Linked DNA regions of Mus musculus: region 1 is linked to region 2. The links are chromatin contacts, found by POLR2A ChIA-PET in ENCODE. All regions are on one chromosome and are shown on one strand. Each heading gives the region's core, a stretch centred on a gene start or an enhancer-like site at or near the end of the contact. The rest is flanking DNA. Distances are from core to core; before and after follow the strand shown. Region 1 holds the start of Neurl4 (neuralized E3 ubiquitin protein ligase 4). Region 2 holds the start of Zbtb4 (zinc finger and BTB domain containing 4).

Evidence for each region. ChIA-PET counts read pairs that join two places held with the same protein, here RNA polymerase II (POLR2A).
Region 1: POLR2A ChIA-PET joins it to region 2 with 10 read pairs in Patski. The contact joins the promoter of Neurl4 here to the promoter of Zbtb4 in region 2. POLR2A ChIA-PET finds 5 or more read pairs at or near these places in 4 of 5 experiments (Patski and embryonic stem cell).

The regions. Positions count from the first base shown.
Region 1 is chr11:69,900,353-69,903,725 of GRCm38, forward strand. It overlaps Neurl4 (neuralized E3 ubiquitin protein ligase 4), which reads left to right and starts at 1,464. Exons shown (of 29, transcript NM_001013414.3): 1 at 1,464-1,833; 2 at 2,656-3,100; 3 at 3,302-3,367. The coding sequence starts at 1,546. 2810408A11Rik (RIKEN cDNA 2810408A11 gene) reads right to left here and starts at 562. Exons shown (of 9, transcript NM_001382461.1): 1 at 1-562. The coding sequence starts at 399.
Region 2 is chr11:69,764,574-69,767,984 of GRCm38, forward strand. It overlaps Zbtb4 (zinc finger and BTB domain containing 4), which reads left to right and starts at 1,339. Exons shown (of 4, transcript NM_029348.2): 1 at 1,339-1,512.

The DNA.
Region 1 (3,373 bases), core at 214-2,713, 140 kb after region 2:
GATGCTCCGAGGCCGCTCCGTGAAAGATGTCCCGGAGTGTGTACTACTCTCCGAGCTGTACACTTTAGCCTCCTCCGGCCCGGGGGTGGACGCCTTAGTTGCACCAGTTCCAGTGCCAGGGGATGTGCTGGACCCAAGGCTTGCAACCTCCTGAAGTTGCGGAGCGGGTCCTGAATTGAGGGTCACTGCCCCTTCAGAGGGCTGAATTGGACCAGGACTGCGGACTACAGGGTTCCCGGAATGCAAGAGGGAGCCAGGACCGCGAAGCAAGGCTACTCCGGGGGGTAATCCGGTGTCTGTTTGCATACCTCTGGCACTGCCAGGTACTGCCCTAGAAACCCCCCCAGGGGATTCTGCACTGAGGCCACTAACAGGTGCGAGAGACTCCGGCTTCTCCATAGCTCAACTTGGTAACCACTTCAATTCCACTGCCTACCCTTCTAGCTGCACATAGCCCTGCCCGTTGGCCCTGCCCCCATCGCGGCGGGCGGTGGGCGCTGGGGGCTCCGGGTCAGACCGGACCTCCTCTGCCTCTTCTCCCTGGCGCTGAGGCAGGTGAAAGGTCGACTATCAGACTTCAGCCTGGGAGTTCCTCCGCACACCCTTCCCTTATTGTTACACCCCAAGACTTTCTTTGTCTCTGTAATTTGTTCCCGCCCTTCTCCATCACCGCCCTTCTCCGAATCAACCAATCACAGTCAAGGGGCCTGGCCAGCGGTGAGGAGCCTTGTGATGTCACAGCCCCGCAACACCAGGGAGAGCCTGAGTAGGGCTGGGTTCTGTTAATAGCTCTCAGGTAACCTCTCAGAGGTGTCCGCTCTGTCCCTTGAGATTACCCAACGGGACACCGCTAGGATTTTTATTAGTAACTTTTAAGATTTAAGAGTTTCATTGGCACAGAGCTCAAGTTGGCCTTGAAATGTGTGCGGGTAGGAGAGGTGTGATGCAAAGTCTGTGGGGCCGGAGCGGGGTGAGGTGCGAGACTGGGTCAAGGAGAGGTGTGATGCGTGATCGGATTGCGACATTTCCGGCCTCGGCACTGTGAAGGGCTGAGACTTGGATTTATAAAACTACTTTTTCTCTGTCCCGAAGATAGCGTTTACTTCCATCGCCTTAAAGCGTGCGGTGTTAGGGGAAGCCACCAGCCCTTGCGTTAAGGCGAATGCTCTAATATGTCGCTTTTCCCTAACAAGGGTTGGGTCCAAGGCGCCGGGCGACGTCGCAAAGTGTATCTGGGCGCCAGCACGCCTTCGTCGCAAAGACGCCTGCGGCGGGCGATTCTGCCATCCACTGTCGCAAAAGCAGCCCAAATCTTCCCGGCTCTCGTAGCCTCTGTCGTCCCGCTGGGCCGTAAAGCAGTCCCCCGACCCCGTCGTCCTTCCGTTCCCCTCGTGAGAGACCTCGGTTCCTTAGCTGCGGACGCTTCAGTGCCGTAAAGCACACCAGGCCCCAGCCCCCCGGCCGTATTCCCCCAGGGCGTCTGGCCGCCGCGGTTGCCACGGTGCCGCCAAGCGCGGCTGTCGCGCGGCCGCGGTATCAGCGGCGATGGCGGCGGGGTCGGGTGGGAGTGGGGGCTCTGGGGCGGGCCCCGGGCCAGGACCGGGGCCCGGCGGGGGTGGGGGCCCTGGCAGCAGCGGACCAGGCCTGGGGTCCGGCGGGGGTCTCGGCGGTGGCGGGGAGCTGCACCCGCGCACCGGGCGCTTGGTCAGCCTGTCGGCCTGCGGGCGCACGGCGCGGCGGCAGCAGCCGGGCCAAGAGTTTAACCACGGGCTGGTGCTGAGCCGAGAACCCTTGCGCGATGGACGCGTCTTCACCGTCCGCATCGACCGCAAGGTGCAAAGCCGGGGCAGCTGAAACGAGGTGTGGAGGGGAGTGGGAGGGGACGGGAGGGAGAAGCGGTAGGACTGCCAGAAGGTCTGCATCTCCAACCGAGCCTCCAGGTACCGATAGCGAGCCGGCACACTGTAGTGCACCGGGGAAGAGAAAGGAGAAGGACACGGAGCAGACACATTCATTCTGAAGGAGCATTCGTTTCCCGCAGGACAGGGAGCCAGGGTCCGGTGGTTAGAATGGCTAGTGAACACGTCTAGCACAATCTCTTAGGGATGGAAGACTGACAGGTGCCCGAGATGGAAGAGTAGAGAAATAATAAAAAGCGCAAACTGTTGACAAACGTCCCAAACCAGAAAGATAGATGAGGAGACATGCGAAAAAGGGAGTGTATGTGACTTGCTTGACTCCAAAACGAATTTGGAAAGAGAAGAGAATGAATTTGGGTGGAGCTTTGCCCTACTAGAGTATTGGGGTTGGGAATGAGAGTGATGTAGGAGAGCGAGCATTGTGGACCTAAGAAGCATGGGATTGGAGTGGCTGAGGAGCTACAGAGACTGGGAAGTAAGAGGAGATCGGGTTAAAACCAGGGCCTTTAACCAGCTTGTTCAGTGGGTAGAGGGGGTGATGTGCTAAAACACGTGTCAGCAGACACAGATGCTGAGAGCCAGTGGGTCCTGGTAGTTATGGAGGCTAGTTCCAAAAATTATTTGTGTGTCTATGTCAGTGGCCTCAGAGGACAGGGTGAGAGGCACACGGTGCTCTGGAATGTGGCCTCTGGTGATGGGATTTCATACAGAAACTCTGTCCACCACCCTCTCATAGGTCAACTCCTGGAGTGGCTCCATTGAGATTGGAGTGACAGCACTGGATCCCAGTGTGTTGGACTTCCCGAGCAGTGCCACCGGGCTGAAGGGAGGCTCCTGGGTAGTGTCAGGCTGCTCAGTGCTGCGGGACGGGCGCTCTGTGTTGGAGGAATATGGCCAGGACCTGGACCAGCTTGTCGAAGGGGACCGTGTGGGTGTGGAACGCACAGCCACTGGGGAGCTCCGGCTCTGGGTAAACGGGCGGGATTGTGGTGTGGCAGCCACAGGCCTGCCTGCTCGTGTCTGGGCTGTTGTGGACCTTTATGGCAAGTGCACCCAGATCACTGTGCTGCCCTCCGAGCCAGGCTTCAGCCCTCCCACTCCTGTCCCCACACCTCCCCTTGAGCCCTTGGCCCCTCCAGAAGATTCAGCCCTGTTGGAACAGGGGACCTCTGTGGATGAAGGTGAGAACACAGCTTCGGGGAAACATGAGTTTTGGCTGAAGAAATGGGGCGAAAGCAGTCACAAGTCAGCTGGGGGAGGGAAGGGACCATTGAGCCCAGAGCCATTACAGGGGAATAGAGGGGTTAGAAGAGATGGTCTCCTGACTGGGCCCTGAAGCATGAGCTGAACCCTATTCCCCTCCCATCCTACCTGGTCCCTAGCCTTCATGGTGTCCCCAGCGCAGGCACGGCCGGAGACGTTTCCTAACAGCCTTGATTCGCATAATGGTGAGG
Region 2 (3,411 bases), core at 89-2,588:
CCTCATGCCACTATCTCCCAAAGTGCTTGGGGTTATAGGTACCGGAAGTAGATGTTTGAAAGAGTGTGGAAGTGGCCGGGCAGTGGTGGCGCATGCCTTTAAACCTAGCACTTGGGAAGGCAGGCGGATTTCTGAGTTCGAGGCCAGCCTGGTCTACAGCGTGAGTTCCAGGACAGCCAGGGCTACACAGAGAAACCCTGTCTCAAAACAAAACAAAACAAAACAAAACAAAACAAAACAAAACAAAACAAACAAAAGAGTGTGGGAGTGGTTTTGTGGCTGTATGGCTTGTCTAGGCCGAGTGGCTTGGAACCCGCTCGTAGACCAGCATGGACTTGAGCTTGCAGAGCTTCCGCCTTTGCTGCCCGAGCGCAGGCGGGCTTGAACCTTCATGCTCTTCGGGGAGAGCCTGCTCCTCTTTCTCCTGAAGTGGGTCTTTTTTATGGGGATGGGGGTGTTCGTTTTTGTTTTTTCAAGCAGGGATATCACACTGTAGCCCTGGCTGACTGGAACTTGCTGTTTAGATCAGGTTGGCTTCCAAGTCCTTAAATCCACTTGCCTCTGGCTCCACAGCATCATCACGCCGGGCCTCTCCAGAGTCTTTAGTTTTGCAACTAGGGAGCCGTCTATAGCATTGTCCCATGGAGGTTCCAGGAATTTTTTGTTTGTTTGTTTGTTTTTATGTATGTCACATTTCTCATGCTTCCACCTGGCGTGTGGTTAGTGTTGTGCTGGGAAGGCCACACCAAGGCCTCTGCATTTATATGCAGGGACACAGAAGCGAATCTTTCCACTGGTGACACAAAGTTCCAAGCTTTGTGCTTATCTGCACTAATGATCATCTGTTCTACGGAGTTGAGGTCTTTCTTGCCAGTGGGTCTGGTGATAATCCCTAGGTATTCGCGAGGGTGCTCACTTTGGATCTATAGGTTCCACGGGGCCCAAATGTGAATCTGCCGTGTTGTAAGTTTGCGGCCCCGGAGAACATGTGTGTGGTGTGCGTGTCTGTGGTGAACAGCTGTGCCCACGCAGCGTGCTCTAGGCGATGTGACCCCTGAGTGAAGGGTGTGCAGAGGGAAGGGCGGGCGTGGGGGTGAGTCCCTTCCCAGGGAATGAGTGGTCTAGGTCACTGCCCGCCCCGTAAGGTGTGCATTCTGCGGGAAGCCCCGAGTCTTTTCCCTGTGAGGGATCCACCAGGCCTTGGCCATCAGACTTCAGAGTCCAGAGTCGGTGTCGTCTGCGCTTTGCTGGCTTCCTCTCAGCGGCGGCGCTGGGGGGGTGGGGGGGGACTGTTTCCGGGGGTGGGGTGGGGGGGAGGACCGGGGCGGGGGGGGAGCCGATGATGTCAGCGGCGGCGGCGGCGGCGGTGGGGCTGGGCCGGGGCCGGGCGCTGGGGGGGGCCGGGGCCGGGGCCGGAGCCGGAGCCGGAGCTGGAGGAGAGCGAAACCCAAGCGGCCGGGGCTGGCCACGGTGATGAGCCGGGCCTGGCAGACGCGGCGCCATCGCAGTCAGGTGGGCCCCGGGGCGAACCGGGCAGGGCTAGGGAAGATGCCCCCTCTCCGCTGCCCGGCGCCGCAGGGGCCGGAGCCGCGCCCCGCGACCGCTCCCCTTCCAGGTTGATCTAGGGGCGCAGGGGTCGGGGGTTCTAATAAGCCCCGCCCCCGGACGTGCACGGCGCTGGGGAGCAACTTAAGAGCGCCCTGGTATGGTGTCCAACGAGCCGTGACTGGGGGACTCGGTCTCCTGGGGCCGTGAAGAGGGTCGCAATCACTCCACCTATGAAGGGTTAAATTCTGCAGCCCAATGCCCCCTCCCTCTGCCTCTGTGGGGCAGGTTGGGGGTTGGGTTGGGGCGGGTGTGATCCCGGGCAAGCGCTGCAAGCTGCTGGGAGGGCGATGGCGTAGGAGCCAGGCAGAGAGGGGGAGGGGTGGCCCTCTGAGCGCCCCAGAGTTGGGGTGTGCAGGGTGCGCAGTGCGAGCAGGGGCCCGGAACCGCCGCGCCGTCGGGGAAGGGTTGTTGCAGTGAGTCCTGGAGATTGTGCCTCCTGCGGTACTGTGGGGCAAGGTAAACTGCTCCTCCTGGGCAACACGGTTTCCCAGTCTGGCACCGAGGGGTCTGCGAGGGCCCTCCCTGATACATAGAGACAGAAAGCCAGGAGGGGGTACTTATTGGTACAGAATTACAAGGTTTGGCTCTGTGGCTTTAGGTGACAGATACCTTAAGTGTGCTGTTCGAGGATTTGTATATAGTTTTTGTCAGCGTGTGTTTTCCTTCACGTATGTCTTGTGTTGTACATATGAATGTTTATGAATGTTTGTTTTCTGCATAGCTGGCATGGTGTGTGTGTGTGTGTGTGTGTGTTATGGTGGACACCAGAATGAGGGGTGTGCGTACCCATTTGAAGAGTGCAGTCAGTTGTGGACATTTGAATCAGAAGGTATCACGCCTGAGTTCCATTTCTGTCGTCCTGATGAGGTGTGGTCCAGTTGTGTAGAGGACAGAAAGGCGGATGGATTTGTGTGTCTGTGATGTACGAGTTTCACGGGGGGCTGCATGTCTGGAACTCAGACCTAATAATCCTCAGGAGCATGTGAGGTGAGGGGTTCTGGGTGGGACATGCAAGATGTGTTTATGGGATCCTGGGAAGCCAAGCACGGGAAAGGTTGCATGTTTGCAACACTCTCCACGGGATTCTTTGGTGACGTTGTTTGTGGGAGCCTGTCTGGGCTGTTGGGCCTGGAGGCAAGCTGCTCAGAAAACACTTAGGAGGAGGTGGCGTGACAAGGGCAATGTGGGCCTTAGACCCAGGAGGCCAGTGGAAGGCTTGGTGTGCATGTCTACCTTCTGTGTGCTTAAGTGACGGGTGTAGGGCTGCCAGGAGATGTTATGGGAAAGTTGGGAGATAAACACTAGGCAGGCGAAAGGGGCAGGAATGGGTGCTGTTGGGTGGCACTGCTCTCCTTTTGCAGGGTCTCTGTGTTTGCCCAGCACATTAGGGCCATAGGGAGGAAAAGTCCTGGCGCCCATAAGGGAAGTGAGCTTAGACAGAGCGGCTCCTTGGTCATGTTTATGTAAAGGCTGGGTGTGACTTTTGTCACTAAAATGGAAAAAGGGATCAGGAGTTTTCAGTCTCCTCCTGCTTTGCCCTCTCCCCCACCCCCCTTCCGGTATCTCTGACGCACATGAAGCCCTACTCCTGGGACAGTGGAAGAGCTTTGGACAGAATTTGCTCACTAAGCAGATTCTTTGGAACAGGTTTCCCTCACCTTTGGGGCCTAGGCCCTTCAGTGCATGTGGGAGATACACATGTACGCCTGCTCACTCCGTTGGTGTTCCTTGTGTGCCCTACTGTGCGTGTCATCTAGCCTGTGTGTACACATATAGGAGTGAGAAAGCTTTAAAGCTGTATCC